Linked DNA regions of Mus musculus: region 1 is linked to region 2. Evidence: chromatin loops called from intact Hi-C (ENCODE). Cell type or tissue: gastrocnemius. All regions are shown on one strand. Each heading gives the region's core, and the rest is flanking DNA. Links, peaks and the distances in the headings are about the cores only. Region 1 overlaps Lnpep (leucyl/cystinyl aminopeptidase). Region 2 holds the start of Lnpep (leucyl/cystinyl aminopeptidase).

Evidence for each region. Hi-C counts contacts between places; a loop is a spot of excess contacts. Peaks named below come from ENCODE experiments on the same cell type or tissue, not always from the same donor. Only the 100,000 strongest peaks of a DNase experiment are listed, where the experiment ranks them.
Region 1: it touches region 2 in a loop (2.8-fold over the local background); 11 of 42 quality-filtered maps call a loop at or near these places.

Annotation. Positions count from the first base shown.
Region 1 is chr17:17,565,778-17,582,023 of GRCm38, reverse strand. Lnpep (leucyl/cystinyl aminopeptidase) reads left to right here. Exons shown (of 18, transcript NM_172827.3): 2 at 2,652-3,492; 3 at 6,637-6,775; 4 at 7,946-8,077; 5 at 10,278-10,398; 6 at 10,996-11,150; 7 at 13,590-13,703; 8 at 15,210-15,341. Among named protein-coding and RNA genes, the nearest start is that of Lnpep, 51 kb to the left of the region's middle. In gastrocnemius, for the core only: no CTCF peak of the experiment used is centred there; no DNase peak of the experiment used is centred there; H3K27ac peaks cover 2,777 bases.
Region 2 is chr17:17,613,851-17,630,096 of GRCm38, reverse strand. It overlaps Lnpep (leucyl/cystinyl aminopeptidase), which reads left to right and starts at 5,608. Exons shown (of 18, transcript NM_172827.3): 1 at 5,608-5,703. The coding sequence starts at 5,685. In gastrocnemius, for the core only: a CTCF peak has its summit at 6,194; DNase peaks (open chromatin) are centred at 4,302, 4,639, 4,957, 5,468 and 1 more place; H3K4me3 peaks cover 5,644 bases; H3K27ac peaks cover 7,319 bases.

The sequences.
Region 1 (16,246 bases), core at 3,275-11,274, 48 kb after region 2:
TTCGTCTGTTGAGGGACATCTGGGTTCTTTCGAGCTTCTGGCTATTATAAATATGGCTGCTATAAACACAGTGGAGCATGTGTCCTTGTTATATGTTATATGTTATATGAGCATCTTTTGGCCCAGGAGTGGTATAGCTGAGTCTTCAGGTAGAACTATTTCCAGTTTTCTGAGGAAACACCAGATTGATTTCCAGAGTGGTTGTATCAGTTTGCAATCCCACCAGCAATGGAGGAGTGTTCCTCTTTCTCCACATCTTCACCAGAATCAGCTAAGTTTTTGATCCTAGTCATTCTGATTGGTGTAAGGTAGAATCTCAGGGTTAGTTTTGATTGGCATTTCCCTGATGACTAAGGAGGTTGAGTATTGAATGTCCTAATTTCTTTAGGTACTTCTCGGTAGCATAATTTTTACCAATTTCATAATGGAGAAGTAGAAAATGGTTGGCCATCTTACTCTAGTTTCTTTTCTCTCTAAATCAGAAGTGCACAAAAGTACGAATGACAGTTAACTCTTAAAAGGAAATGAGTTCTCTTGACAATGTTCTAGTGAGTTTAGTTACACAATAACAGATATGTACTAGACTGAATGAAGGAAGAGGAAATCATGACATCCAGGCAGAGGAACTAAGTAAAAAAAGGCCTGCCGGGGAGAGATTTCACCTGACTTGTTCTTAGGGTAAGACAGTCTGCTATGGTCTGAGCACATCTAGGAATAGTGTGGTTGGTGCCTGTAGGATTCCATCAATCCTTCTGACATGCATGCAGATCACTGGGTAATCTCCTGAAATTCCTGCCTGGAAGGGAAGGAGTCTGCTTTTGTAAGAAGGTGTGACGTAATACGGGTACTGTGGTCTTCATTCTGTACTTTGAGTAGCAGTTGTAAACTTTACTCTAATATGAGTAGTGTGCATTTATTTTGTGAGTTATAAGTTACCACTGTTTATTCTTTATTGAGCACTATGTTTTCCTGTATATTAAGTAATGTCAGTTATGTTCTAATGTCAGTTATAATGAAATAATATTTTTAATTTCATTACCAGATACCAAATTGTTAAAAGCTCTTCCCTTTCATTAAATTAACATGAGTCAGAAGATGCATTACATTAATGAGAAGATTAAAATTTGAATAAATTGTTTTAGATCTGGGTTGAAATGTACAATTAAATACCTGTCTAACTTTAAGATTAAATTAATCCATTTATGTTTGTTTTTTTCATGCCTTAAATTTAATTTTGTTACTTTATAGAACTCTTGTGAAGATTAGAATTAACTGTAAAGTACCTTGTGAGAACAAATTAAAGATGATTTCAATTTGTTAAACTCTTGAAATCCCTTAAAAGCTGTGATTTTTAATGTAAAATATTGACTGTCCTAATTCTGAGTTATTGAGAGATATGTAGTATTATTTTCCCTTTGCTTCTTCCAACCTTTCTTCAGTGATTCTTGACAAGTATGAGGGGGGCGGGTTATAGCTTAGAAAGCCCCCACTACGTCCCTGCCTTAAGATATGCTGACACTCGTGGTGTTTGTTCTCTTTTAAAGATGGAAACTGCTGTTCTTGTGAATGCTACAGGAGGGTGAAAAAGCAGGTGTTTGAACTGTAGTTGACCTGTTTTTTAAGTTTTTTGTCTGTGATACTGTTTCTTGCTTACCAAAACTTCATAAGTTATTTTCTGCTTTTATTTTGCATTGGGCCAGAAACATCCTTCTCTTGTGTGTGTGTGTGTGTGTGTGTGTGTGTGTGTGTGTGTATACACATTTAAAAAAAAAAAAACCAGTGTGATTCCATAGTCGTTTCCTTACCACAGTCCTGCCCGCCATCTTACCCAAGCAATCGCCCGTTCTCTTGAGGAGCTACCTTTTAAGCCTAGAAGCAGGCAGACCAGTTTATGATTTGCCTGAGGGAGAATGGGTCACAGGAAAGAGACCAGCAACCTGGTTTTATAGTATTTGGCCAAGAATTATAGGTGTCCAGACCCAGAAGTAAGACATTGAGTGTCGTCCTTTCCTTTCGGCCCCACTTAGTCCTAGCTGTTTAGGGACAAACTCAGTTAGAGATGGCCAAGTAATATCTTCTAAAGTCAAGCCAGGGACCCAGAAGGTTGGGTAGGACTGTATTAAGGAAAGTACTATGAAATCACAGCTGTCTTAAAAAATTAATATACTTTAATTATTAAAAGAAAACAAATTCAAGTCAAATATATTTTGCATACCAAAATGATCCAGGCCTCAAGCCTTTATACAGCTCAGTAAGCTTCAATAGAGGTACAGTCACCAACCTTTTCCACCATTGGATATATTTTTATGCACTCAGTGACTACCAACAATGAGAAATCAATGATAGACTAGAACTAGAAAAACAATTAGCTTTATACCCTCTTAATAGTTTTTATTTTGTTGTTGTTAGTTTTGGTTCGCGATTGTGATTGTAGTGTGCTTTTTTAAATATATGCTTGGGTTTATAATGAGTAATTCAAGAATACCATAAAACCTTTATTTAATTCAAATAGCATTGAAATGGAAAAAAGTCTTAGTGTTTAAAAAAAATCCTCAAGTGATTAGAAATGCACTAAATTTGGTGTTTTCAAGAAACATTATCTTATGAGCTCTCCCCTACTTCTATCTTATCTTTATTTCTTAATTTTGTAGATCGGCTTCAGCTTCCAAGGAATATGATCGAAAACAGCATGTTTGAAGAAGAGCCAGATGTGGTAGATTTAGCCAAAGAACCTTGTTTACATCCTCTGGAACCCGATGAAGTGGAATATGAGCCCCGAGGTTCGAGGCTTCTGGTGCGAGGTCTTGGTGAGCATGAGATGGACGAGGATGAAGAGGATTATGAGTCCTCTGCGAAGCTGCTGGGCATGTCCTTCATGAACAGAAGCTCAGGCCTGCGGAACAGTGCAGCAGGCTACAGGCAGAGTCCAGATGGGACTTGTTCATTACCCTCTGCCAGGACCTTAGTGATCTGTGTTTTTGTCATTGTGGTTGCGGTCTCTGTAATCATGGTGATTTATCTACTGCCTAGATGTACCTTTACCAAAGAAGGCTGCCACAAAACAAACCAGTCAGCAGAACTCATCCAGCCAGTTGCTACAAACGGGAAAGTGTTCCCATGGGCTCAAATTAGGCTTCCCACTGCCATTATTCCTCTATGCTATGAACTTAGCCTACATCCAAACCTAACCTCAATGACATTCAGGGGATCTGTGACAATTTCACTTCAGGCTCTTCAAGACACACGGGATATCATTCTCCATAGCACAGGACATAATATTTCAAGAGTGACATTTATGTCAGCAGTTTCAAGTCAAGAAAAACAAGTTGAAATTCTGGAATATCCATATCATGAACAAATCGCCGTTGTTGCCCCGGAACCTCTTCTAACAGGACACAATTATACCCTGAAGATAGAGTATTCAGCAAATATATCTAACTCTTATTATGGGTTTTATGGCATCACCTACACAGATAAAAGTAATGAGAAAAAGTATGTAAAACTGAAATGGTTCTTGTTCTGTGCTCTGCTGCATGTAACTTCTACAATGCAAATAGGACCCTTTGTCACACCATAGATATTTTAAATTCAGAGGTTTCAAATTTACGAAGTTATATGTACAGTAGAATGGCAATATGGGAGAATATACTTCTTTTGAGCTTTTCATGCTTTCTGAGATGAATATTGCCATCCTTCCATGAAGCTGTAAGGAGTGAGGAGAATGGGCTAATCTACTTGCAGGCAGGACTTAAGGAGGTACTTAGTGAGTTGGAGAAAGAGAGGATGAAATATGCCTATGTATATCCTTCTTAATGTCCTTAATCTTTACTGGTTCGCTTTTTAAAATGTCAGTTTGAGTGTGGAATCTCTAAAATTGCAAGCAGAACTCTAAGAGAAGCCCCAGAGTTATCTCGTCTAATCTGATTTTTTTTTCCCCGAAATCTTTGGACCTAGTGCTACCTAGTTAGAAAAATTAATACTGTGCAGTAGAATTCAGTTATTTTTAGTGTAGTTGTGTAAATTCTAGGCATGAGCTGGGTTGAGTTATGTTAAAAAAATGTGGGTCCTTGAAACTAAGAAATAGAGAAATTAAAATAGTATCTTAAACTGAAAGTTTAGAATGAACAGAACGTAAGTTCATTTACTTGCCTCTTAAAGTGAAGTACCCACATGATTGTCTATCTTGAGAGTACATACAAGTTTAGATCATTCTTACCTTCAGGATGTCTGAAAATTATTAATCCTAAGCAATGTTGTATGTTTTTTCAATTTTGCTGGAAACTTTTATATTGGCCCCACTATAATTAAATATTTAAATTGATAGAGTAATTAGGGGGATACATTTCTTCTTGCTTGAAAGGCAGCTCTTCTTACCACCAATGCTCTTGTTGCCTGGAAAAATCACAATGTCTGTAAATGCTTTGAAGAGACACTGCTTGTGGTCAGGAAACTTTGCCTCCTTTCCACACTGCTGCCAACATAATCTATGCCTATTTTTATCTTTGCACTTGTTTCTGCTAGAGGTGCTCATGGTCACCTTCGATGTACAAACATTTTACAGTTCTTATTCCTAACATTTTGACAATCTTCATTATCTGGCCTTTGTTTTCTCTCACAGCCCTTATTCTCCTATCATGTTGAACACTCTATTCCTACAACTAAGCATAACAGTAGTCAGTATTTATTGGGAACTGAAATACTAGAAACTGCTCAGAACATCTTATGTTTCTTTAATCTTCTACCTTGTCAAACTAAGAAATGCTAATATATTCATAATAGCCAAGGATGAAAGTGCTTATAAATTACTATTATAAAGTAATAATAGTCTGCCAGGACTGTCAGGGAGCAGAGAGGGAACCCAGACCTTTCCATTGTATTGAACCACTTCCCCAGTTCATACTTCATTTCTTTTGCACATTGTTTTTGCCAGTGCTTAAGATTCTCTTACTCACCTCCCAGCTAATTCCTGTCCTGACTTGAGGATATGCATGCTTAGCAAGTGTTTCTGAGAGCAAACATAGTCACAAGGAAAGAATAGGTATCGAGTTTCACAATAGAGAAGACATTGTAATTGTCTTCAAAATGTAGACTTCTCATAGACTTGTGTGAGATAGTTGTTATATTGCTTGAACAATAACTTAAAAGTTTTCTCGTTTGTTTGTTTTGACTTAGAACATTAGGATCTATAGTCAGGCATGAGGAATGCAGTTGCAGTCCCAGCACTTGGGAGGTAGAGGCAGGAAGATCAAGGAGGTCGAGAGGCGCGTGCGCGTGCGTATGTGTGTGTGTGTGTGTGTGTGTGTGTGTGTGTGTGTGTTTGTACATGGTGAGTATGAGGCCAATTTGGGCTATTTAAGATTCAGTCTCAAACAAAAAGAAGAACATTATGATATAATTTTTGTCTATAAATAGGCCTCTCTAATGTGAGTAGTAGGGATATAATTAGACTTTATCCTATTCTGTTTACTGGGTGAAAATGTTGGCAGTGGATGAATAAAAGGAATGAGCTTTAGAAATCGCATGGTTATCAGATGAAGTTCACTCTGCTTTTACTGGGCCTATGCTTATCAGGAAAGACATAATGACTTTACGTGCGGAGAGAGTTGTAGTTACCTAGTACTAGTAGTAAGCATCGATGTAGAACCACCTAGGTAGCCTAGGTGGTTTTGTTAGTTTATTGTAAAGTTTTCCTGGATTCTGGCAAAACCCTAAGGCTTGGTTCAGGGAGACCTGGCTCAACCATAATATGTAACATATAAGACAGAGATGTAGGTTACAGACTGGACAGAGTCATGGAGCTAATAAATGTAGACCCCAAATTCAAAGCGCTCTTTTCTGCTTATCTTCTAAAAGTGGAGTCTAGCACAGCGGGTGCTGTGTCCACAGTGCCTGTGAATGGCATAGAAGCTGGCATAAGAGAGGCCTCTCGCTCGCCCTGCTACTCTGCTTGTGTAGTCTTCAAGTGGAAATCACTTTCTCCTGAGTGAAAATCTACCATTAGCCCCTGCTGCTTTTTGTGATTTTCACAGGCAGGACCATCTCTAAAAAGGAAAGAGGAAAGCAGAATGCTATTAAAGAACAACTGGTTTTTCTATTTTCATGAAAGTGCATATTGTAGATTTGAGATTCAGTGTTGTGAACCCAGCTGGTTAGTAGCTGCTAATGACAATCCTATGGACTTCTATCAGAAACTCAAGCCTCTCCGTTGGTGAATCCCACTGCACTTAGCAGCTGCTCCAGCTTGTAGACGCGTATTGCCTTCTTTCCTTATGCTGCCGTCTTTCTCAAGTGTACTCTTCAATTCTGTGCTTTATCAAGTGTGCTTGATATTCAAGGACCCATTCAGGCTGGGTACTAGTTTCTTTATAGTGTCTTCACCTGCAGAAGAATTTGTTTCACACCATTTGATCCCACTAATGTGCTTCCACTGTTAGCAATACAATTTGAAGCCTGCAAGAAGACTCTGCCCCCTCTAGGCCTCTGCTCTCCTCGCCCCCCTCAACCCCTTTAGTTAATAGTAGGTGTTTTAGAGGCTGGAATTGTAATGTATTTTTTTCTTCATAGCCCTAGTACTTTGTGGGATGCCCTGTCTAGTACGCACTCTAACTATTGGACCAAATTTGCATTTCTTTTTAGGTACTTTGCAGCAACTCAGTTTGAACCTCTGGCAGCAAGATCTGCTTTTCCTTGTTTTGATGAACCAGCATTTAAGGCCACATTTATCATCAAGATCACAAGGAATGAGCACCATACTGCGTTATCAAATATGCCTAAGGTACTGGGACGTGAAGGTGCAATATTTGGATAGATCTCTTATCTCTGAGAACAGTTGGATTCCTCTTTACTATTGGTAGGGATATTTAGAAACATATGTGTATATATTCTTTCTGAAATAGTTAGATACAAATGGAAAGAAAAGTACTTTGTCAGTCTGAGGAATGCTTGAGAAAGGAAAAGACCCTGCAAGGCTTAGAATGCATGCGTAAGAAGTGTGAAGTGTCTTCCTGCTCTACAGTAGCACAAATACTAACACTATGAAACAGTATAAGCTGAGTAAATGACTTGAGACATAATGAATTTGCTCTTGTAAGCATTGTTGAGACTATGGAATTGTGATCATTCTTAGTGTTTTGGCTAATGAAACTCTGGATTATTGTCATGTGGAAATGGACAAGAACAGGAGCCTTTTTCTTGTTAGTTGCATGGGAGGTAGTAGGGGTAACACCAAGTAGAAGAGTTTTATGCTCAACAGAACTTTATTCTTTTTGTGTCTGCCTGAATGGCTTGTGCAGCCGGTGTGGTACTTCCTAGAACCTGTATGGCTAGAGGTGAGAAGTAGCCACAGGTAGCAGGCAATACCATCTACCATCTACCCCCATAGCCATCAGACAGCATGAGCTTTCATTGTCACAGTCAACTCATCACCTTAATATGTCTCTTAAAGAGGTGGGCACCTACTTCACACTAACCCAAAGCAAAACCTGATTCATGGTTGGGAAATTTTGAGAGTTCCTGGCATTTCTTCACCTTTAGTCAGTGACAGAGTTCTCTAGTGACTTAATGCTTTTGATTCCACTAACTTTTCCTGGGGGTACTCCATGGAGCACTAGATCATGTCAGGGAATGTTTTAGCTACAGTTCCCTCTTGAAGTCAGTGATCCTCAGGTTATGGAGGTAGGGAATGGGGAAGGATTTGAATTTTGCTACAGTTGGAAGACAGAACAATTGCTACAGGGAACAAATATATTGAGAGTCATGTTGAGGTTCTCATTATACTCTGTGTCTTCTTGATCAAGAGAAGAGACTGAAACCATTATCTAGAAATTTGTGTTGAAAGATTAAAATGTCTATTTATTACTTCATGAATTTTTAATTTCTTACCGTATTTGTCATTGATCCTTTAGTTACAGAACTGTCATCTTCCTTTTTTTTTTTTTGGCTATAGAAGTCATCGGTCCCTGCAGAAGAAGGACTTATTCAAGATGAGTTTTCTGAAAGTGTGAAAATGAGCACATACCTGGTTGCTTTCATTGTAGGGGAGATGAGGAACCTGAGTCAGGATGTAAATGGAACTCTGGTATGTCCGTACTCTGATTGTCTGAAAGCTGGTGTATAGTAGGGTGGTGGTAGTTCTTGGTGGTTACCTTATGAATACAAGCTTTTAGATCGGATTCTAACATGTTACACCAGAAATACCACTCTCATTTAACTCATATATACTACTATTCATTTGCTGTCTGAAAGTTAGTAGTTTTCAAGTTTCCTATTTTGTGAAAATTATAGTAAGATAACATATTATACTGACATTTCTAGAACTGTACTGTAGAATATGATGGTCAGTAGCCTGAAGGAAGCCAGGACAGGAACTCAAACAGGGCAGGAAACAGGAGCTGATACAGAGGCCATGGAGGAGTGCTACTTACTGGTTTGCTTCTATGACTTTGCCCAACATGCTTTCTTATAGAACTAACACCACCAGCTCAGGAATAGCACCACTCACCATGGGCTGGGCCCTCCTCCATTAATCACTAATTAAGAAAATGCCTTACAGCTGAATCTTATGGTAGCATTTTCTCAATAGTGGTTTCCTTCTTTCTGTTAACTCTTCATTGTGTCAAAATGACATAAAACTAGCCAGGACATATCCCAAGTGTCTCTCAAGCATCCTGGTACACTTTGCACATTTGATTTCATTTCCTCCTGGTGCATCTCATCAGTCATTAGGAAGAAACTCAACACTTTCTTTATGCAAGGCACTATGCTTTCGGTGATGTGTTCAGTTTTGGAAGGCCAGTGTGTCCCTTAGATCCTACAGGCTCTATTACTGCTTTTCATTGCAGGTGATAAGGTTTGGGCCTGCTTTTGTTGGCTCGTATTTGTTTTTATTACTTAAAGGCACAAACGGGTTCAACCTACCAAGTCATAACTGTAGTTATAAAGTCTCTTAAAGGGTTCTTGGACTAGATGGCAAGAAAGCATTTAGACTATAACTGCCACGGCCTAGTTGCCAGGGGGCTTTCATTTGACTGTTACTAGGATATGATTTGTTTGTTTTTCTTTTCCTCCTTTATTTTTTAAATTGTTTCAACCTACAGCCTTAAACCTGCTAACCACCTCTTGTACCACAGAGCTGCACCCCAAATCCCCATACAGTAGTAATTGATATTCTCTTACCCAACCCAAAATATTGTTTAAGGCATTTCTCCCCTGGTATGCATGGTAGTGAAGACCTGTAACCCCACCTACTTAGGATGCCGAGGCAGAAGGGTCACAGTTTCAAGACATTCCTGAGCTACAAAATGAGTTCAAGACTGAGCCTGGAGAACTTAATGAGACCCTGTGGCCAACTAAAAAGTAAAAAGAGGCCTGGGGAAATAGCTCTGTGGTGGGGTGCTGGCATCATATATGTAGGGCTGTAGTTTAAATCTCTGAGACCACAAACTAGCAAAAGACTTTTTTTTTTCCTGAGACACATTGTTCTCTTTGTTTATTTTCCACTGTTTTATTATTTTTTAGAATAAGGTTGATATAAATATAATGAGCAGATGATAACTATGTATTAAGAAGTTAAAAGCACATGTTCTTTAAGGAAAAGAAAAAAATTAGAAAGGAAAACTTTCAAAACCCTTTCTCCTAATTGTGTGCCAGAATTGAGAGTAATTGTGTCACTTGGTCAAATTTCAGTTTCTTTTATAATCATATCATATTACTTAAACTGTGCACTTATCTTCCAAATAGAGAGAGGATAGGTATTTAAGTAATCTCTGTAATTCTATGATTTGCTTCTGAGTGTGCAGTCTGAAGTGAATGAGCAATGTGAGACCTGAATCATAGTTAGAGTGTCTCATGATACAACTGTTTTTTATTACATGATCCATCAAAGCAAGCCAACAAGTGAAGTTGATATTTATTTATGAGTATATATTTAGTGCCTACTGGATGACAGGCACAATAACAGGCACCAAAAGGATTAACACCTTAGTTTTGTGCTGCATATAACCCATCTTCACAATTCATAAGTAAGAGCACTTGTGAGTTATAAGAGTGTAAGAATGTATCATTACATTAGGGTCAGTGCTTATACTTTGCTCTGAGGTGTGCTATAGTAGTTTATTTGAGATATTGGGGAAAGCTTTAAAAAAATTAAAACACTAAGTAATTCTTTTGTGTAAGTATGGGTATAAATGACTTGTTTGCTGGTCCTAACAGTGCTCAGCTGAGTGGCATGCCATTTTAATCTTACCTGCCTTTACACCATGGATTATGTTTCTCTTCAGGTTTCTGTGTATGCTGTACCAGAAAAAATTGGTCAAGTTCACCATGCCTTGGACACAACTATAAAGCTTCTTGAGTTTTATCAAACTTACTTTGAAATTCAGTACCCACTTAAGAAATTGGGTAAGAGTTAGATAGTTCCTTTGATTTTCATTGCAATTTATAACAAAGATTTGCTTCATAAACAATTTTTTTAAAAAAAGCCTTTGCCAAATATTTTTAAAAGAAAACCAAGAAATTTTTAATGCTGTAGAAATTTTATTTGTGTACGGTTATTTATAATCTATACATCTGAACTTAACTTAGAATTACTTAGATAACTTAAGTTTATGGGGTTGTAGAAATTTGCTTAAGGCCCCATATGGAGTTTGATAAATTCTAACTTCGAAGGAATTTCGGGTTCAGATGGGAGGAGGAGATTTAAGTTTTGTTTGGCGTGACACTGGTTCTGAAGAACAAAGTGGGGCTCTGACTGGGCTTGGTTGTGTTCACTCTAATCTGATTCATTGTGAAAGAAATGGGCTGGCGTTGTCCTTGTTAGGGGACAGTGGAATTGCTGATCGGGTCTTCCTCAGCTGATATTCAGGTACCGAGCATTTAGACGTAGGGACAGGAAGATTCAGCATGTTAAGGATCATGAAAGACCTTCTACTGGGCAGAGTCTTGACTTAGGGAGTTCTTTAGGTGAGAAGTTGATCTCTTCTGTCTTGACATGTCCAGATTTGGTGGCCATTCCTGACTTTGAAGCAGGAGCAATGGAAAACTGGGGCCTGCTTACATTCCGAGAAGAGACTCTTCTGTATGACAATGCAACTTCTTCAGTAGCAGACAGAAAACTGGTCACTAAAATCATTGCTCACGAACTGGCACATCAGGTATCACCAACGCATACCGTTATATCTCACTCCCTAGAGTTTTAGTAAATACCTGTATGTTACTAAGCATATTACTATTTTGTGGTTTTAGTGTTGCTATTATATAAAATGACAAAGGGAAGAATTTCACCTTTAAGCTATTTCATGTCCATTGTCTCATCTCATAAACGCCCTATGGTGGGCCATAATCCCATTTTACAGGAAGACAAATTTATGAAATGATTTGTTCAAACTCACACAGCTGTGATACCATTAAGCCTCGAAGAATAACTATACATTCAGATTATCTTTTTTAGTATCCCAGTGCTGGGACCAAGCCCAGGACTTTGTGTTTGCTAGACAGTGCTATATCATTGAGCTAAATTCTCCAACCTTGGAAAATCAGTTTTTTTCTAAATTGTACTTATCTGTGCCATGTCTAACAACTACTGGCTTCTCAATGAAACCTTGTAGGATAGAGCGTTTTCCCTCAGTTACACCATCTCCCTTATTAAGCAGAACCTTCTTACTGTGTAACTAAATCTCTCCTATCTTAACTCAACTCTCGAGTACCATTTCATAGGTGTGGGCTATCATATCCAGCTTTCTACTAACGAGTCTTGAATCACAGTTGTCAGGACCAATTTTCTTTTTCTTTTTTCCTGCTACAAGTTGGTTTTCTATTAATGTAGAAGAAGGAGCTTTCCCTAGTGTAGAGTAAAGGAATTCTCTGTATAAGATGAAAAAAGGAAGAAAAAAATGTTCGTGAACATTCCCATTTCCAACACATTATCTCTGTTGAGCCCTCAATATGAGATGCTTTTCAGTGGGTTTGGAAGCTGTGAGGAAGCTGTATTTGAAGAAAGACTAGAAAGTGCTGTGGCCAGTTAACTTTGCCTCAGACATCATCTATAGATGGCTGTGACCCTTGGAAGAACTTTTTAGCAAGCTGATATATCAAGTATATACTTACTGCTATACATGAGCTGAAAGAAAAGTGGTCTTTTGTGAGATTTCTTCTAACTCTGTAGAATCTGTTTTTTATTTTATCTTCTGTTTGGGGCTTATAACTTATCTTCCTGTTAAATGGTTTTTAAGATACTACCTTTGAAAAATAAATGATTGCTACTCTCAAATGTAATTGTTTGTTTTATTAATAATGTATTTTTTGCTACTGTTGTGAAATAAGCCCCATACCACATTGACAAATTTGCATACCCCATGACCACTTTTTTTTGCAAATGTGGGTGCATGCATGTGCATGTGTGCTTGTGTGTGTGCATGTATGTATGTCTGTGTGTGTGTGTGTTTCTGTCTGTGACAGTGCATCAGGAGTCCTCTTCCAGCACTCTCCACCTGTCCTGAGGCAGGATCTCTTTCTGAACCTAGAATTCATATCTTAGAGAGGTTGGGAGCCAACAGACCCCAGTGATTTACCTGTTTATATGTCTGTAAAACTGGGATTGCAGACAGTTTTTAGAGAATTACATGGTGGCTTCTTACATAGGTGCTAAGGTCCAAAATTAAGTCCTCAGGATTGCAGGGTAAGTGCTAATGGCTGAGCCATATCTTCATACCCAAAAGTATTTTGAACATATGTTATTTAGGAAGGTCTCTTACCTTTTTCCTTCTTCTTATTACTATATATAAGAAACCATTGAAAGATTACTCTGACTTCTTTTGTGCGGTGTGTGTGTGTGTGTGTGAGAGAGAGAGAATACATACATACATGCCAGGTTTCTATAGGAATGTTACTTAAATTTTAGTCAGAAAGAATCATGTGTTTTGAACCTCAGGTAATGGAAGAAAAGCATGAAATCCAGGCAGATCCTCTGACAATAGGAAAATCTTTACTTGTCATGGATGATTTTATATATATAAATTGGAAAGTAATCTTACAGAGTTGATATTAGATCAGATAATTTCATTATCTAAGGAGTTTCACTTTAATGAAGCAGCTTAAAATTTTCATTACAGCCAGGCGGTGGTGGCACATGCCTTTAATCCCAGTACTTGAGGGGCAGAGGCAGGTGGATTTCTGAGTTCGAAACCAGCCTGGTCTACAGAGTGAGTTCCAGGACAGCCAGGGCTACACAGAGAAACCCTGTCTCGAAAAACAAAAAACAAAAACAACAAAAAAAGCCATTACCTATATAAAACATGTTGTATATAGCATATGTTAAAAATTCACACATATTTTAATAAGTAAATATAGTCTTTCCTGCTTTTTCCCCCATTCAGTTTAGGTAAAATGTTGAACTTTTTATTTTACTTCTAAAATCAATTTATACAGCTTTCAAAATCCTTTCTTTTTTGGGATAGTTTGTATAACTTTTATAAGACTTTAATTATTCTGGGTATAGATTGTTTTAAGATATTTTGATTATCTTCAATTAGCCTGATAGTCCATTCAATTAAGAAATTCCTGAGTCCTGCTGGTGACGAATTTGTCTCTTACAGTGGTTTGGAAATCTGGTTACAATGCAGTGGTGGAATGACCTGTGGCTAAATGAAGGCTTTGCCACTTTCATGGAGTATTTCTCTGTGGAAAAAATATTCAAAGAGCTCAACAGTGTAAGTACTGTGTTTCTTTGTCCTATGAGGAGGGAATAGCCACATTATAAGTTAGTATTTACCATATATTTTCTACATATTTGAGATAATTTGAAAAAAGTTAAAATCAGTAATGCTGGAGACTTGACAATGAAACCCACTCTTGCATATTGAAGTATTTCATTAAACATTAAAATGATTATTTTTTACTTTAGGATGATTATTTTAACTATTACATTTTATTTTATAAGATGTGGTCCTTTTGTTTGAAGGAATGCAGATAAAATTGGAAAATAACTTAAATACTTGTATAAAAAGAAATGAAATGAAGACTGGCTTCATACTGCTTTTTATATTGTCACTGAGTGCATTCTTTCAACAGTTCTTAAGTAACATAAGTTGCTTAAATAAAGAAACAAGGGCGGGAGATATGGCTAAGCAGTTAAGAGCACTAGTTGCTCTTCCAGAGGTCCTGATATCAATTCTAAGCACATGGCTCACAACCATCTATAATGTGATCTGATGCCCTCTTCTGATGTCTCTAAAGACAGCAACAGTGTACTCATATACATAAAATAGAATCTTTTTTAAAACCAAACAAATAAATTACTATTGCTGCATACAAACCATGCATTTGTTTCAAAGATTGAATACCATTCTGTTAAAGAGAGGTATTGTGCTGTGAGTGTGTCATTAGAGACTGGAGATACTTCCTGTACTCAAGGATTTTCAGACACCATAGGTCATAATTTCATAGGCATTGCTGAAATAATTCAAGTATTATTGGGTAGCTGAAGGGAAGCACAAAACATGTGCCTCTCAAACTATAGGACAGTCTCCCACATAGTATTGTCTTCAACCCTAAAATTCTGTGACTTGCTCTTAGACGCTTACATACATTTTTTAGGTATTTATAAGAAGTATTCTTGGGAGTTTTTAGTTTGACATTTCTGTATATAGGGCTTGATTCCGACTGCAAGTAATTTTTAGTTGAGATACGAAATAGGTAGTTTAAATAATGTGTGCTACTTAATTAAACATTGAAATACAGAGTCTCACCACTTGGGGGTGCTGAGAACACTTTAAATTCTAATATACATTCTAGGGACACTCTTGGCTGAGCTCTCAATGCTTTCAGAATAAGAGTTGTATTTTCTTTTAAGTAACCTCTAAGAATTATATATCACTTTAATAGAAAATCAAGGTAAGGACCCCATTTCTGCCCTAAGTTTCAATTTCTGTTTTAAAAGTCTACTTTAACCTTTGTTGAATATTTATCTTGGATATTCAGATTTGGAATTTGCCTCTGATAGTCAGAGATTCTCAATTTTACAGTTATGCTCTCTTTTCAGAAATGCAGATTCTCACATGCCTCAGTTCTCAGTGCCGTTTTAAGCTTAAGGAACTGCATACAATTTACTTCCATTTGTTTATATGCTGCACCTTAGTGAGCCCAGGTGTTTTTCATTCTGTAGCAATTGTGCCTTTATATCGGTCATGACTTCCTACTGCTTTATCTTTTGCTAGTATGAAGACTTCTTAGATGCTCGATTTAAAACCATGAGGAAAGATTCCTTGAATTCGTCTCATCCAATATCATCATCTGTTCAGTCTTCGGAACAAATAGAAGAAATGTTTGATTCTCTCTCCTATTTTAAGGTATCACTGTGCACAAAGAAATGTACTTTTACTAGACTTCAACCTTATTTTGTAGGTCAGCAAACAGCGTGATTCACATTACAGACTGAACAAGCGTTGCCTTTGGTATCCTATTGAAGTTTTAACTGTTTAAATTTTAAATATGTAAATCTGTTTGGTCTTAACGTTTGTGTTTCTGTCTCCCTTTTAGTCAGTGTGACTAGTTTTCAGGCAGTGAAGCAGATCATGTAAGAATTCATCTTTCAAAGTTAGTTTTCTCCCTGGATCTGTCCGTAGAATGTGTGCTTAGAAGAGCATCCTAAGCAAAGCCCTTTATTGTGGTACTCAGAATTGAGGTATTTTCTACAATCAAGATCACCAAAAAAAATTAAGCATAAAAAGTTATTTTAGTAATTGACAGTTCTCCTTCAGGATGTGAAACATTAGACACCAGGACAGTGGATGGAAAGTAGAAGCTGGCTTCATTCTGAGCAGGTTGGAGAACAGAGGGAGTGTGGTACTGGTATTACCTGAATGGATGCTGTACAAGGGTGATGCTAAAGCTTATGATTGGTTGTCAGAGTCCTTGGATAGTAAATCCCTCTGCTAGATAGCGAAGAAAATACATTAAGTGTGAGGATAGAAACCATACTATCAAAAAGCTCAAAATTAGGAGGTAAATACATGTGAATGAGCAAGAGAGGCTGTGTGTGCTGAAATAGTACAAAAAATGTATGCATGTTGAAGAGAGAAGCCAAAGAGCACAAGGTAGGGCAGATATGGACTTTGAAGAGGAGAGCCAGGAGGGCTGATGTCTGGGATTCAGAGATGGAACCAGGCTTAGGAAGGTAAGAAAGAAAGCATGAGCCCAGCTACAGCAGGTCCTGAGTGCCATAAGAAATCGATGATGTTTTTTTAACATAAGG
Region 2 (16,246 bases), core at 2,955-10,954:
CAATTTAAATAATCAGTTTGGAGCAACTTTCTCAGCCACATAGGTTGGAAGTGATAGAGGCAGAGTTTGACCTCTGTGAACTTACCTCTGCCAGGCATCTTCCTCTTCAATTTTGTGCTATCCTTTGTGTCCCCACTAATACAACTGTATGTAGCCAAACTGAATGCCATCTATATAATCACCCGTAATGAAAATGTATACTCTTTTGGTAGCCTATTTCATGTGGGAGAGGCATTATCTCTCTGCACAGCATAACTCCATATACACTTTTTTGATGTGTAAATATATACATTTTAGAAAGCTTCTTCCCTGGTTATTTCGAATAGAGCATCAGTGAACATGAATGGGTAAGTATCTCTGTAGTAGGATAGTAGGGTCTTTCAGGAATATGTCCAGGAGTCATATGGTGAGTCAAATGCTAGTTCTAGCTCTGCTTTTTGAGGAACCTCCATCCTGATTTCCATGGTGGCCACACCAGTTTACATTCCCACCAGCAATCAAAAAGTTGTCCTCTTTCCCCATGAGCTTTGTTGTTGTTTTCTTGATCTTGATTTTAGCCATCCTGACTAGGTTAAGGTGCCAGGTTATCTATCTCTGAGTTGATGGTCATTGGTGTCCCATAGACCCCCCCCCCCAAGGCAATACAAACTATTGCTATTGCTTTTGACTGTCCTCTAGAAATTGAGGGTAAGACCCTATTGCTAAAGATATCAGATACTTGAGAAATCAAGCTGGTACTAACCTGGAAGTATCATTACTACTGACTATCCTAGATAGATTTGGAAGGTGCTGGGCACACTGCTTAAGAAGTAAGATAAAATCATCAGTGTTACCAAGCTATGAACTCTGAGTTACAATAACAACTGGACTAGTACAATAGTGGCAATAAAGTTTTGAGAGTAAAAACTGCTTTCTGATTATATTGAAGAATAGTTCCACAAGATTGTGGAGAACCTTTTTGGGGTACCTCTTGGCAGGAATATGACATTGTCCAAAGAAAAGGAAATGGGCTTCAGGCAAAAATCTGACATTGGCCATGGCAAGGAAGTAAGCTCAGGTAGGAATCTGACATAACAAACATTAAAAGGCCCTGCTCATATAACACAAACAAGCTGTGCATGTCTTGAAGACGGGGAAGGAAGGCATTCTTGTCAGAACAACCTAAGACAGGCTCAGCCACGTTTATTAAATTAAAAGGGGGGAGATGTGGAGAGCCTTTTTGGGGTGCCACTTGGCAGGAATATGACCTTGTCCAAGGACAAGGAAATGGGCTTCAGGCAGGAATCTGACATTGGCCATAACAAGGAAGTAAACTCAGGTTAGAATCGACATTGGAGTGTGGGAAGCCACATGTGCCATTGCAGAGTGGTGCTGGCTACTGCTGGCCACCACGCATAAGTTTGGACAAACAACCAATGTGTACATATGCAGTAAAGCTTTTTGCCAAGTCACTGCCTGGCCCGGGCATGTTAATGAGGTACTGAGATATAACCAATCAGATGTGAGACATGCAAATGAGGTATGTTAATGAGGTTCTGTGAGGTACTGAGAGAGAGTAGCCAATCAGATGAGGAACATGCAAATGAGGCATAGTGCATAACCAATCAGGGTGTGAGACACTGGGCTTGGGGTCTCTTCGCCTCTGCAATCAAGCTCCTGTTGCAGTATTGTTCTTGCTGGTCGAGTCCGGCAAGATTGGAGCATGACAAAGAAGTAAATTCAGGGAGGGACCTGACATTGGCCAAGAATAAGGAATTAACAATCTGGTTTTAGGGTAGAACAAAGAAGTAGGCTCTGATATCTTGATCGTCCTTAGACACAGCTAGTCATGGGGCTTTGTGTTTATTGTCTTGCTTGTTCCTTGACTATTGTCCTTTTAGTTTCTTATTGTACTGCTAGCCCTTAACACTTGCATGTAATTAAAATGGTATAAAAAGCAAATTGGGAAAATTAAATTTGCCTTCAATCTCAGAATTGACTGGGATCATGCTACAATGTTGTCTGTCTTTTTTCTTTTTAATCCTCACTCCTGTGCTGGAGAACCTGTTGACTGACTGAGCGGGCGTGGTCAGTACTACTACTTATTCATGACAACTGTAATAAGTTATTGTGAGTTAGAGTCAATCCAGTCTGCTGTAGAATTATTGCTTCTATCTTAGAGTGCCAACTTCTCTGTTTCCAGCTTTCACCTTCCTGGCCTTTAGTAATCACTACTATTCTTTAGGTTGTCTTTTTTTGTTTTTTTTTTTTTTTTGCACACACATATTGAGTGTATTTCTTATAATCATCACCTGTCAATAAAAAAGCTTATGGCCAATGAACTGAGGCAGGAAATAGGAAGTGGGACGTCCAGCAGGGATAGAGAGAATTCTGGGAAATATTCAGAGTTGTGAGAGATTCAAAAGCTATGTAATTCAGTAGGTAGCTGAAACCAGGTTAAAATAAAAGGGATAACAAGTAAAAGCAAGTCAGAGAACAACCTGAAGGTTATGGCCTCAGCAATTATTAATACATAATTAGTCTCAGAGTAGTCATTCCGGGAGCAGGGCCCAGGAGGAAAAAACCTGGATTTATTTTTTACACAAACACATATAAGAAAAGAATTTTTTGTCATTCTAACTTAAATTAGTATAATGTCTTTAAGTACTATTCTATTTTGCTGTATGTGGTAGAATATTTCTTTTTATGACTGAGTGGCAGTCATTGTAGATATACATCCCACTGTTGTTGGATATTTTGTTTGATTCCTTATCGAACAGTGCTGTAAAAAACAAAAAAACATGAGTGTTCAGATATCTCTTTGAAAGCAGACAGAATTTCTCTTGAATATACATCCAGAAACAGTACGGCCAGATCCTAGCACAGATCTATTTATAGTATTGAGTACTAATTTATGATCCCATTTTTTGTTTCTTTATAAACAGATGGTAGTTATCCAGGGTGCTAATATTTTTCAGTTCAAGCTATTAGTATTTTTTCTGTTATATAATTTAAATATTAAGTAGTATGCAGTGATGACTCTGAAGATGGTAAGATGAGTGTATTAGATGACATCACCCTGATAATAAACAGTAATATCACAATAACCTAAAGTGTTAGAACCTTGAGAAAGAGGAGAATCTGAACAAGAGCAAAACCTCTGTGTTTTCCTCAAAGAGGCTTTACAAAATCAAATATAAACAGTATTTGACGGAACAAAATTCACTAATATGCATTTAAGGCTACATGGGATTCTGAAATATGTTTGTTTTATTTACTGTTTGCTTGTATTCCTGAATAGCAAAGATGAGATGCAAGAGATTGGCAAAGAAATAGGTAAAAAAAAAAAAAAAATCTCCTGATTCTCCCAAATTTATGAATGCAAATTGTGAAACACTTTAGCACACAGTCTCAGAGCTGAAAATTTAAAAACAAAACCCAAGGTAATGTGATTCACACTTAAAGTATGATAGACTGTAGCTTGCTGGTGAGGTGAGGTGATTTATCATGTTGTGGAGTTTTAAATAACTGCTACTAAGTGCTCTGGCACCAAAAATAACACCAAAAGAACAAAACACGACCTAATAGGGAAGAGTTTCTTAGCTAAGCAATACCAATGTGAAACAGGCTCATTTGAACAAAATCCATGAATACAAGAGTTCTTGTGGTTCATTTTCTACTTTTGGTTCGGAATTGCTCCGATATGGGGACTAGCCTAAGGACTCAGCCTATCTTTCACACAGTGAAAAGGCAGTAGCAGCGTTGAGATATGATGTCATGAACATTTGTACTGAGCACAAACAGACCAACTGGAGACATTCATTATAAAGACATTCAGTGGAAAGGTTTCAATGTGGGCAGTAAATTAGAAATATAAACATTATACTGTACTTATTTAATATATTGTGTAACGATTAAAAATGAGGACATAGCCCTAAAAAAATGAATGAAAAAAAAAACCTGCCCCACTGATCTTGTATTCTTGATAAACAATAAGCCTTTTGACAGCTAAGAGTGCTCTGAACATAATGGCAGGAGGAATCTTTATAGAACCCACTGTGTTTGTTGCTATTTTAGGTGTGTGGTCAGAGGATTCTCTGTAGGGGTGACATTTGAGTTAAGAAAATGACAGGAAGAAGTAAGCAAACAAAACACAAAGCTGTGGAACAATTTTGCAAGGAGGGTTTTGTTTTGTTTAAAAAAAAATAAGTAAAGGTACGGTTAACGATGCTGAATAAATCGCGCCAACTTCTAGGAGCCTTATGAAAGCTTCGGGGCCATTAAAGGGCGAGAATGTTAATGAGGTCCCAGAGTTAGGTAAGGAGTTTAGTGGTTACTCCAAGTACAGTTGGTTTTCACAGGGCGTTGTAAAACAGGAGTGGAACGTAGTGGATGTAATACAATCGACCTCTTAAAAACACTGCACTTCGGGTTTACTTCTTTGAACGTAGAATTTCCTTATCGATCGAACATCATCCCTTTCTCCTCTTTCGCCCAGGATATTTGTACAGGTTTAGATTTTGTTTGCACGGGTTGACAGCCTGGGAGGAGGAGTGTGTGACAGTTGGCTCGCGCAGTGAGGCCAAGGCCTAGCCAAGTCGCCGCAGGGGACGAAGCAGTGAGTGGGGAGGAAAGAGGAGCTGTGGCTGCGGTTGGGAGGGATGGGGGAGCCTCTTCGCGGGGTGTTGACTTCCGGCAGTTGGAGAAACAGGAGCTAGCAGGAGCTAACGCGGTCTCTACGTGTCTCGTAGGCTGCCGGGGACCGCCCCGATTTGGCACCGGAAACAATGGGGCCCGAGGCAAAGGCGCGAGTACTAGGGGAAGGGGGAACTTGGCTCCCTCCGGTCTAGCCCCGCGGAATCAGGCCGTGTACCCTGAAGGCTGGGAGCAGCCAACTGCTGGTGTCGAGTAAGGACAGGACTAGGCAGGCGGGCCTCTCTGCACACAACCTCTGCGCGCACGGTCCGTTCTCCTACACCCCGCTCCGGGTTTTGAGATCTGCTCGCAGTTCTAAGCCCAGCCCTAAGCAAAGGGCACCGATCGACTCCCGGGCCCCTCCCTTCCTCTGGCCTCCGGCTTTGCTGCAGCAGCAGCTGCTGCAGGGCGTTCTGCTAAAGGAGGGAAGTCGGGCCGACCACCGCCGCAGGGCTTGCTCCGGCGGTTAAGAAGAGCGCCGCCCCGGGCTAGCCCAGCGTAGAGGCCGACCCACCCTGGGCCTTGTCTTGCTTTCAGAACGCGAAGGGCGACAACCCCTCTGGCGACAGCATCACCGGCCGCATTTCCGGGCTCAGTACTGGGGTGGCCGCACCCGAAACACGGCCGGATGCAGTAGTAGGTGTACCAGTTGTCTGAACCGGGGTACTACAGCTCTGCGGCACAGACAGCGCGGCGGCTAGAAGTGAGCTCCGGGGGTGGGGCTCTAAGCCCCGCCCCAGCACTGCGCTCCTCCCCGCCGCCCCTGGGCGGAGTGGGCCTAGGGTTGAGCGATGCTTAGCGTCCACGCCTCAGTGGGTCTTTTGCAGCAGTTGCGAAAACCCGGAACGAAGGTGTTGTTGCCGTGCGGCGGAGCGGCGCCGCCCCTCGCCGCACCTCCCCGGCAGCCCTCGGAGGCCTTTGCTGGGCATGCTCAGTCGTCAGGACCGCTTCGGCTCTCGGAGTAGGAAGCTTGGGGCGCTGGGCTGGTAAGGACCCGCGGCGGGGCGAAGATGGAGTCCTTTACCAATGGTGAGTGGCTAGCCCGAGTCGCGGATTCCCGGGCTCTCAGGGTCCAGAGGGTCAGATGTGGCAAGGGGGTCAGGCTGCAGGCATCCCTGCCAAGGGTTTCCCAGGCGGGCCGGGGGGCGGCAGAGGGGCCAGGGTCGGCTGGGGCAGGCGTGAAGGTCAGCCCTCTCCCGGGGGCCAGCCCCGAACCTCCAGGTGAGGTAGTCGGCAAAGTTTGGGATGCTTGCGCGGTGGAGGGGGCGGCGGCAAAGTTGGCAACGGCGTTGGTCCTGGGGGAAGCGGCCGCGGCCAGGAGAAGCTGCGGCCCCGGCGAAAGCCTACTCGTGCGGGGAGCCTGGAGCTGTCCGCCCGTCCTTCACCGAGCTGTCCGCATGCCTTTCCGTAACAGGGCGGGGTGGGGCCGCGGCTGGCAGCGTGATTTAGTGCACTGCAGGGAAGGAAACTTACCGGGGGCTGGCTAGTACTGCTCGGTGTGGCGAAGATGCCGCCCCGCATTGCCACCCGTCTGCCTACCGCTGCTCCGCAGGTCGACCAAACTTCTTTTTACCAGCTAGTGATGTTTGATCTTCTAGTTAGAGATCCATTGAATATCAATGGCCCTTGTTGGGCTTATATCATAAGGTGGCATGGGTGTGTGTGTGTGAAAGTCAAAGCAGTCTGTGTCCAGAAAATAGCCACGGCCCTTTACTTCATGGCTTTTGTCTGGGCTTGTAGTGCTTGAGTCTCAATATAGAGGTGAGATGATGTCTCACCATTTTATGGTGTTTAAATATATGGATTCCACTTTAGGATGGAAAGTAGGAAAACTGCTAATAAAGGGTAGGGCTTAATGAGATTAGAGGATCCACTTTCTACTTGGCATGTGTTTCCAGTGTGGTTGGTTACTTCAGGTAGGTAGAAAGTCAGATTAATGGGAGAGAAGCATATTATTGTTGGGAGGGGGGTCGCATGCCACTTAAGGAACTGGGAAGGGGGAGGGGACACCCACTCTATCCACTCTAATGCCTAGGCTGGACTTTGTTGTGTTCTTTAACATTGTTTACCACATCGCTGGAGCTGTGACCTACTCATTATGTTCTCCTTTTCCCTAATTCGGGATGCTTTATTCTCCTGCCATCTTTCTGTCTGCAGTGTTTAATTAGGCTTAGTAATGACAGCTTTAACTCCAAATTTCTTTCTCATATGTGTTCTATTTGTAATTACCAAGTTTCTAAGAATAGTCTGGTAAACTTACTCAGAGAATTAAGGAAGATTTGAACTGAAAGGCACCATAGAGACCATCTAGGATTTGAGTGTAAAATGTGCTTAAAAGAGGTATAAAATTTTCCAAGACGTTTTCTTCCTTCTAGGCAGAATTATTGGAGCCTCCTTGTTTTAAATATGTAGGTAAGATTTTTAATTATGAAATCTTACCCAATTGAAAACAAGAATGAGTCATTTATTTAGTCAGGTTTTTCCCTGGTTGATTTGTTGAACTTCCCCCCTACATAATTAAAGTACATTTTCACACCATAAAGTTAAAATCTTTTCTCCTCCCATAGAATATCCTCCTTTAGATATATTTACAAACTGTCTCATTTGGGAAGACCATGGAGAAATCCTAGAGAAAAGAGGCAAAAGGTCAACTTTTCTAGTTCTTTTCTGTCTACCAGTTTTTCACAGTTGGTGTTGAAGGCTGATTGGCAATGTGTCATTTCAGTTAATGCTGTCCTCCTTTAAGAAGGAAAGCAGGAACTACATATAACTCTGATACTGCTAATTTAAGGTGCTTTGAAGACTTTAAGGCGGAATAGGTATTTAAAACTTTTAGAAGTTTGCTGTAGAATTTTCTCGTGTTCGAATACTATATAGTGTAAATTGTACTTATTTTTGTCATCTTACAATCTATGATTGAAGGATTTATCAAGCTTGTTTGTTTGTTTGTTTGTTTTTCAGGACAGGGTTTCTCTGTATAGCCCTGGCTGTCCTGGAACTCGCCTTTGTAGACCAGGCTGGCCTCAAACTCAGAAATCCACCTGCCTCCGCCTCCCGAGTGCTGGGAGTGCTGGGATTAGAGGCGTGCGCCAGCACGGGCCGGCCTGGATTTATTAAGCTTAATATTGGCTTTTGTAATTGATCCTCCTTTAGTAAATCTTTCTCATTTACATGCTCTTGAATGTCCCTGCATAAAGAGGTGTGTGTGTGTATAGATGTATAATAAAGTTTCAGTAGCTCTGAGCCCTTGGCTTTCTTAAAATACTGTCAGCAGTTCATTAACTGACTCACAAGTTCATAAAGTCGAGGAATTTAGTCTTGTCATTCCAACCTTCAGAACTCAGTGATTTCAGTAGCATTTTCTATGCTTTCACTATTTGCTGTGCAATGAGTTGCTATGGTGGCTCATTTTCTTGAGCCCTGTTCTCTGCCTGAAATAATAGGTTCATGTATTAATAAATATCTTGTGTTCATCAGTTCAGCTAATAACTGTTATAACCCATTTAAAATTAATGTTTCTAGAAAAGGCCTATAAAGATGGACTTTAGTGCCAGAAATTCCTATTTGGCTCAGGAAATAGTTTTTGCCTTGACCTTGAGAGGGACTGTTACCACACTGAAAGCTGGACATTTCGTCTGGCTCTAGCTCTCTGGTGACATTTTATGGGCAAAGGAATGTGTTGACTCGTACGTAAGATTGGTTTGACAGTAGCTGCCTTGTCCTATTAAGGCAGGTAGAGATGAAACTTTTAGGAGTAGTGGTGACCTATTTATTTATTAGCACCATAGAAAGTTCATGGAAACTATCTAGGTTTTCTAAGAAATACTACATTAAGACAGCTATTTATTTGATGTCCATCTGCCTTTATTCTCATTTGCTTGAGAACTCTCAGAATAGCTTTAATTTGGAATAAGAGATGCTAAAATTCAAGGCTTAATGGAAAAATCTGGTTGAGGAGGTCCAGGGTCAGGCCTAGAAATATCTGATTGCATTTTGAGAATAGTAGAAATATTCATTTAAAGAGGGCTTGGAGAAAGTTTTCAGGTAAACAAATAGAGACTTTACAAACATAGGAATAAATTAATTTTCTGTTATTTTTTAGTATATATTTTGCTAACAGATACTAGTTTTTGGTGTGATTACAGGTAAATCTAGTGGTTGGAAAATCATTGCTGTATTGAAGTGCCAAAACCAAAAGCCTAGTAGAGATTGTCACTTTTTATATGAATTATATAGCCTCCACACAAATCATTTTATTACTGTACAGTGGTATATAATCAGATGAGGCAGACCTCCTGTCTTTCAGAGTTGTGTATGTTTGTTTTTAGATTAATATCCAGTTAAAAGTATTTTCCAACTTTTAAAATGGAATACCTTGACAACAAATTATCTACTTATGGATTGTAAAGCAGTATAAAGTTATGCCAGTTTTATCCTATAAATAACAGTTGTTTTATAAATGTGTGTATCTCTCAAAAAAACTTACATATAGTATCATCTCAGAAACAGGAGCTTACCATGTACTGTTTATATGTTCACTTACATATATACGTTTCTTTTTGTTCTATAGTGAATTACTTCATTGGAAGAAAACTTTTTAAAGTTTTTCTGAAATGGAATATGAGTTCAATTGTGTGTGTGTGTGTGTGTGTGTGTTTGTTTCTGCTCCTGCCTTATCTTTTAAATTACAGTTGGGGAAATCTGATATAGAAATTAAGAGTTAGCCAGGAGTTAGGGTTAGCCATATCTTATGCCTTAATTCCAGCACTCAGGGAGACAGAGGCAGATGATCTCAGCTGGCCTGGTTTCCTTAGCAAGTTCCAGGCAGGCCAGGCCTAAGAAGTGTGAGACCTTATCTCAAAAAGCAACAATAACAAAACAAGAACAACAAAAAATGAAATCAAGGGCTAACTAGCATCATAAAAAAAAAACAAAACCAAACCAAACCAAACCAAACCAAAACAAAACAAAACAAAAAAACGGGTAAAAAGGGTAGCTATAAAGTATTAAAGTTTAAACCAGGAAGCAGTGTTAGCAAATTTTTTTTTATCTTGAGACAGAATAAAAGACAGCATATTTTAGAAACTATTATAGCAATAATTGTCGTTTGTCTGTCTGTGATCTTTGAGAGCTCAATCTGAAAGGTAGAGAACTCAAAAGATGAGGAGTTGTATGAAAAATCCAGTGGTGATTTTCTGTTCAGTAATTCAGTCACACAGCTTCTTTTATTTTTTTTTTATTAGGTATTTTCCTCGTTTACATTTTCAATGCTATCCCAAAGGTCCCCCATACCCACCCCCCCAATCCCCTACCCACCCACTCCCCCTTTTTGGCCCTGGCGTTCCCCTGTATTGGGGCACATAAAGTTTGCACGTCCAATGGGCCTCTCTTTGCAGTGATGGCCGACTAGGCCATCTTTTGATACATATGCAGCTAAAGACAAGAGCTCCCGGGTACTGGTTAGTTCATATTGTTGTTCCACCTATAGGGTTGCAGTTCCCTTTAGCTCCTTGGGTAATTTCTCTAGCTCCTCCATTAGGGGCCGTGTGACCCATCCAATAGCTGACTGTGATCATCCACTTCTGTGTTTGCTAGGCCCCGGCATAGTCTCACAAGAGACAGCTACATCTGGGTCCTTTCAGCGAAATCTTGCTAGTGTATGCAATGGTGTCAGCATTTGGAAGCTGATTATGGGATGGATCCCTGCATATGGCAATCACTAGATGGTCCATCCTTTCGTCACACACAGCTTCTTTTAAATGCTCACTTTAGAGGTAGGTTTTCTGCTGGAAGAATTTTACAAGCATATTATCAAATAGTAGTAGCCCATAAGAAATGTAATTTTGCCTAAGATAATATTCTAATTGTGAAAGAAATGTGCAAAATTGTTTTTCTAATCTGTTCATATAGCATTTGTCAGTAACAAAGATACATTGACTAATGTCACATTATACCTTTATTAGAAAACAGCATTTTTTCCAGAACTTAGCCAAGACCACCGTGGACTTGGGTTGTGTGTGGTGCAGCTGTGTTCTGTCAGCTACTTGGTGTCTGGAAAACTGTATGGGGTTGGAGTTGAACTACTACAAAGCTTTTTGTAAGGCTCTCTCCCTGACCCCCTTCCCCTTTAGAGATACCCTTTCTGTTAATGAAAAACCAGGAAGAGGAACGAAATAAAGGAAATTATGGAGCCCCCATGGTGTCATAACTCTTTTTATATCTAGTGACCTTTGTAGAGAATGTTACTTCTTGCTTTAGTAGAAAACATTGAAAATAACAACAGAAAGTAAGAGGTGTTCTGTCCAAGGGAGGGCCATCATCAAGGAATGAAGGTGCTGGCAGGAGATAGAAAGAATTTGCTAGGAATTGAACTGACTGCCTTCTTTTATTTTCTAGTCAGGAGAATCCAGTCACTTTAAGGTAGAACTATTAACTGTCTAAGATATTCTACATATGAAGAAAACAAGATAGTCAAGAGTACCGTCCCTTTCCCACTGTGATAGCAATTTTTTCCTGTTCGTATTGCTTGATTTTTGTTTCACTTTGGTGTTGGTGCTTATGGTTGAACAAAGAGCTGATTGATTTTAATTTCAACCTTAGCATCTAAACTAGGAACCAAGCCGTTTACCAAATAAAATTGAGGCTGCCAATGAAGTTTTCAAAAATAATGGAGTGTTAAGTTTAATTATAAGAGATTCTTTGAAGTTGTTTTCCTTCTCATATGTACTGCTTAGTGAAAGGCCTCCTGGGCATTTCACATATTTCTAGAATGGAGTCACTGAAACAAAATTTGACTCAGTTATCTGTGTCTTTGGGGAGGGGTGGAGTCCAAACCTTTTTTAAAGCTACAGGGTTCTACTGGAGGAGGCTGATTGATGGGGGGATGGTGGAGTTAGAGAAGGCTTCCTGATGTTTCTTTGGGGAGAGCTTCTTCAGGTGAGGGGATAGGACAGCAGGGATGTAGTGAGAAGTCACCTCCTTGGGTTGTTGATTTCCATTTTCTTATAGCAAATGATGGAAGTGTTTCCCAGGCAACTGCTTTAAATGTCATAAATTCCTGATAGCAGAGGAGGCTTTGGATATTAGTCTTGTGCTCAAGTGTGTGTGTGTGTGTGTGTGTGTGTGTGTGTGTGTGGTGTGTGTGGTGTGTGTGGTGTGTGTGTGTGTGTGTGTGGTGTGTGTGGTGTGTGTGTGTGTGTGTGTGTGGTGTGTGTGGGTGTGTGTGGTGTGTGTGTGGGTGTGTGTGTGTATGTGGGTGTGTGTGGTGTGTGTGTGTGTGTGTGTGTGTGTGTGTGTGTATTATTGCCTGGTCTCAGCCTCTGCCTTAATTCCCTTGAGATTGTCTCTCTTCTTGAACCTGGAGCTCAGTATGTTTTATGGCTAGGCTGGCAGCCAACAAATCCTGGGGACTCTCCTGCCTTCCCTCCTGCAGGGTTAGAGGCACATGTGTCCATGCCCAGGGTTTTCAGAGGGAGGAGTGGTTCTGATGAGTCCAACTCAGGTCCTCATGCTTGTACGGCAAATGGTTTTACTCACTGAGTAATCCCCACTACTGGGAGCTTGATATTTCTTTAAGCTGAAACTTACTTTGGAAGATTTTAAAACAACTATCAGAACATTCATATCCACAAAGTATTATAGCATCCTAAGAATAAGAGAAAACTTGCGTAGAGATTAGTAGTAGAGGCTGGGAATATAGCTAAGTGCCTAAGAGACTATTCTTTAAGTAGGTATTGGTACAGTGATATGAAGACTGTATAATGCTTATCTAGTTTCGGTTACCAAAAATATGTTCCATGGTTTGCTTAGGGCAAGTTCCTGTGGCCCTTGAGACTTGGTAGGAAGAACTGGTCTGTTTAGATTTACCAAGATCCTATATCGAAGCTTGGGCCAGTCTATCTATACCCTTAGTAGCAGTAATTTTCTGCTCTTTGCACTGGGTGCTGTGCCAGCCCTTGGGATCCTTGGTAGTGTCTCTTCAGTGTTTAGAGTGGGTGGCTGGATGGGGAAGGCCGTTTAGGTTGAGCGTACAGGACTGGGTGCTTCTCAGTGGGGTGAGAAGTAGTCCATTGTATTATGCAGCAGCTTTACTTGGAAGGTGAGTATGGAGCGGTTTGATGCCTTTTTCAGTTGGAGGTCGTGTGCAGAAAAATCACTGAGTCTAAATAAAAGAGACTTGAAGTAGAATAAGCAAAAGTTTATTAGGACGTGATTGGCTTGGCTCCACTCTAGTTGTTCATTGCAGATGAACGCACATTTATGTAATTCCCAATTTTGGAAATATTAAAATACTAGATACAAAAGTATTAAACACAGAAGAATTCAACATCTGTTTAGTTTATATAATTGAATGACAGTGATTGAATAGTTTCTTTAAAATGTGGTTACAGTCTTAGCCTTTTGAATAATTACAATTTGTTTGGACGGATTAAATAAGAAAACTAGTACACAAATGATTGTAAATTGGTGAGAAAATTACTGCTTTAGTGGTTTAAGATTGTCATAGACTTGTATTTTATTAGTCTAATGTCTCAGATGAAAAATATTTCAAAGAATTATCAAAAAAAGCATTTCAACAAGTTATCTGCAGAATAATTACTTGGTAAAATCTATTGAATATTGGGCCTGGCAAATTTATTCACCAACTGAAATATTTTCTGACGTGAGTTTTTTGTTTATATTGAAATGGTTTCGTTGCCCTTACAGACCCCATTATTGATATTCGTAAGTGCATTTTCCTGTGCCTCAGCCTGAATTCCACTTTCCTGGGCTGGTATCTCAGAAAGCAGAATGCTGATATTTCAGAGCATATGCAGTCCATTGTGAAATGACACTAAAGCTAGTCCTTTATTCCATCTTCAGACTTAAAGTTTCTAATTTTATGTGGGGTAAAAGAGGAAATGTGAATTATATAAACTTAAAGTATAATTATGATATCTTAAAAATTATAATACAAGTATTAAAAATTTGGTTATAAGCTACAAAATTTTGGAAAATTATTATCATGAAATCAATTGTCCTCCCCCCTACTTCCATAAAAGCATTTTTTTCCTTTGATTTCTTCCACGTTTTTCCTTTGTTTCATTTTATTTATTTTTTTATTTATTCACTTTACATCCTGCTCACTGCCTTCCTCCTGGTCACCTCCTCCATCAGGCCTTCCCTCCATGCCTCCCACCCCTTTTCTTCTGAGCAGATGGGGGCCCTCTTCAGTATCCTCCCACTCTGGTACATCAAGTTTCTGTGGGACTAGGTGCATCTTCTCCCACTGAGGCCAGACAAGGCAGCCCAGCTATAAGAACATAACCCACGGACAGACAACAGCTCTTGGGATAGTTCCTACTCCAGTTGTTCAGGACCCACATGAAGACCACATGTGTGTGTGTGTGGGGGGGTGGTGGCTAGGTCCAGCACTTAAGGCCATTTTGTTCTATGATGTGAAATTAATATTCATGAATGTGATCACAGTTTCAAAAGGAGACAATGAAGAAACAAGATAATGAGAAAAACAAAAATTAAAAAAATAAGATTTTGGGGTGGAGAGATGGCTCATCGGTTAAGAGCAGCAGTTAAGAACTCAGAGGTCCTGAGTTCAATTCCCAGCAGCCACATGGTGGTTCACAGGCATCTGTAATGGAATCTGATGCCCTCTTCTGGAGTGTCTGATTACAGCTACAGTGTACTCACAAAATAAATTAAAAAACTAAATTAAGATTTTGAGTAATATTAGATAAAAGTCAACTGAAGACCAGTAAATCAGTTTTCAAGAAAACCAGACAACTTTTGTTATTTAACTTTGTGTCCAATAACTCCATCAAACTTAAAGTTAATCCTTTGTTTTAAAAATACCAGGAATTGCTCAGGAAGGATCCTTTCTAATATAAATTTTAAAATCAATACTTTGTATTTATTCTTTGAGAATCTCATTTATGTGTACAATGTGTTTTGATCAAATCCCCTCCTACATTCTAACTTCTTCAGCACCCCTCCCCCATCTTCTTCCACCTCATTTCCATAACTTGCTGACTCCAGTTAGTACTGTCCTTATATTTATGGGCATGACCCTTCACTGGAATATAGGCAACCTATATGGAACAGTATAGCTCCTAAACTGGACATGGGGCCTTGTGAGCCCCTCCCCAATCCATGCTAGAATTTTGACTGTCTTGACATGTAGCCAGATCTGCTGTGAGTAGCCATGCCATGTCCTGAAGGTATGATTTTACAGCATCATTCTCAGGGCCTTCTGTTCTTCCTGCCTCTTCCTCTGTGATATTCGCTGAGCCTTTCCTGGTGGGTGAGAGGTAGATGTTCCATTTAGAACTGAGCACAGAGCTAAATTTTGATACAAAATCTTGGGTGCTGTTTAAGTTTCTTAACATTCTTACCACTGTATGTTAATTATACAAAATAATGGAATTCATTATGATTTTATATATGTATATATATGGTACTTCGATCATATTTACTGTCTTTTTACACACAAATACTCACGTTTGCTGGTCTTAGTCAATAGACAATATTCTATAACTTTTTGGGAGAGGTTTGCTTGTGTCTGTTTTCTAAATATTTTAAAAACATACCCTCACAAATGAAACATAAAACTTGTGTTTTTACCGTATTTCAACACACTCCAAGCTTTGTTCTTAAATAGAGAGTCTAGGTAGAATTGTGGCCTTTGGAGAGTTTACATTGTGGAAAGAGTAGCTTTTTAACAGGCTCTGAACCCAGGCTAATCACTCTTCTAGAGCACTGTCGAGTTCAGAATTATAGGTCCCTTCTCGAAACTCAATCTTCTCCCAAGTGCATTTGGTTTTGTACTTTTTTTCGTTATTTATTGTGGAACTCTGTCTATGAATTAGCTTTAATTTGTAAGATGCTTGCACAGTGTAGTTATGGTGAGCAATTCACACTGCTTCATTCAAATTCTGGCCTTTTTCTCCCTGTATAAGTACTTTTTGACTTAAAGATGTTACAGGATGTTGTTTTATAGTTTAAAAACTAAGTTTTACTGAAAGAAAAAAGGCACATGATCATCTCATTAGACAATGAAAAAGCCTTTGACAAAAAAACACCCAATACCCCTTCACAATAAAAGTCTTGGAGAGATCAGAGATACTAGGGATGTAACTAAGCATAATAAAGACAATTTAGAGCAGGCCTATAGCTGACATCAGATTAAATAGAGAAACTTAAAGCAGTTCCACTAAAATCAGGAATAAGACAAGGCTATGCCCCTCTTATTGATTCAATATAGTATTTGAAGTTCTAACTAGAAGAATAAAACAACCAAAAGCGATCAAGGGGATGCAGATTGGACAGGAAGAATTCATAATATCATTATTTGCAGATGATATGATAGTATACTTAAGTGACCCCCAAAATTCTACCAGGAAACACTTAGAGCTGACAAACTCCCTTCATCGAAGTGGTTAGATATAAGATTCACTAAAAAAAAAAAAAAAAGAAAAAAAAAAAAGGACTCTCCTATATACAAACGACAAACAGGCTGAAAAGGAACCAGGGAAACAACACCTTTTACAATAGCCACAATAATATAAAATATCTTAGG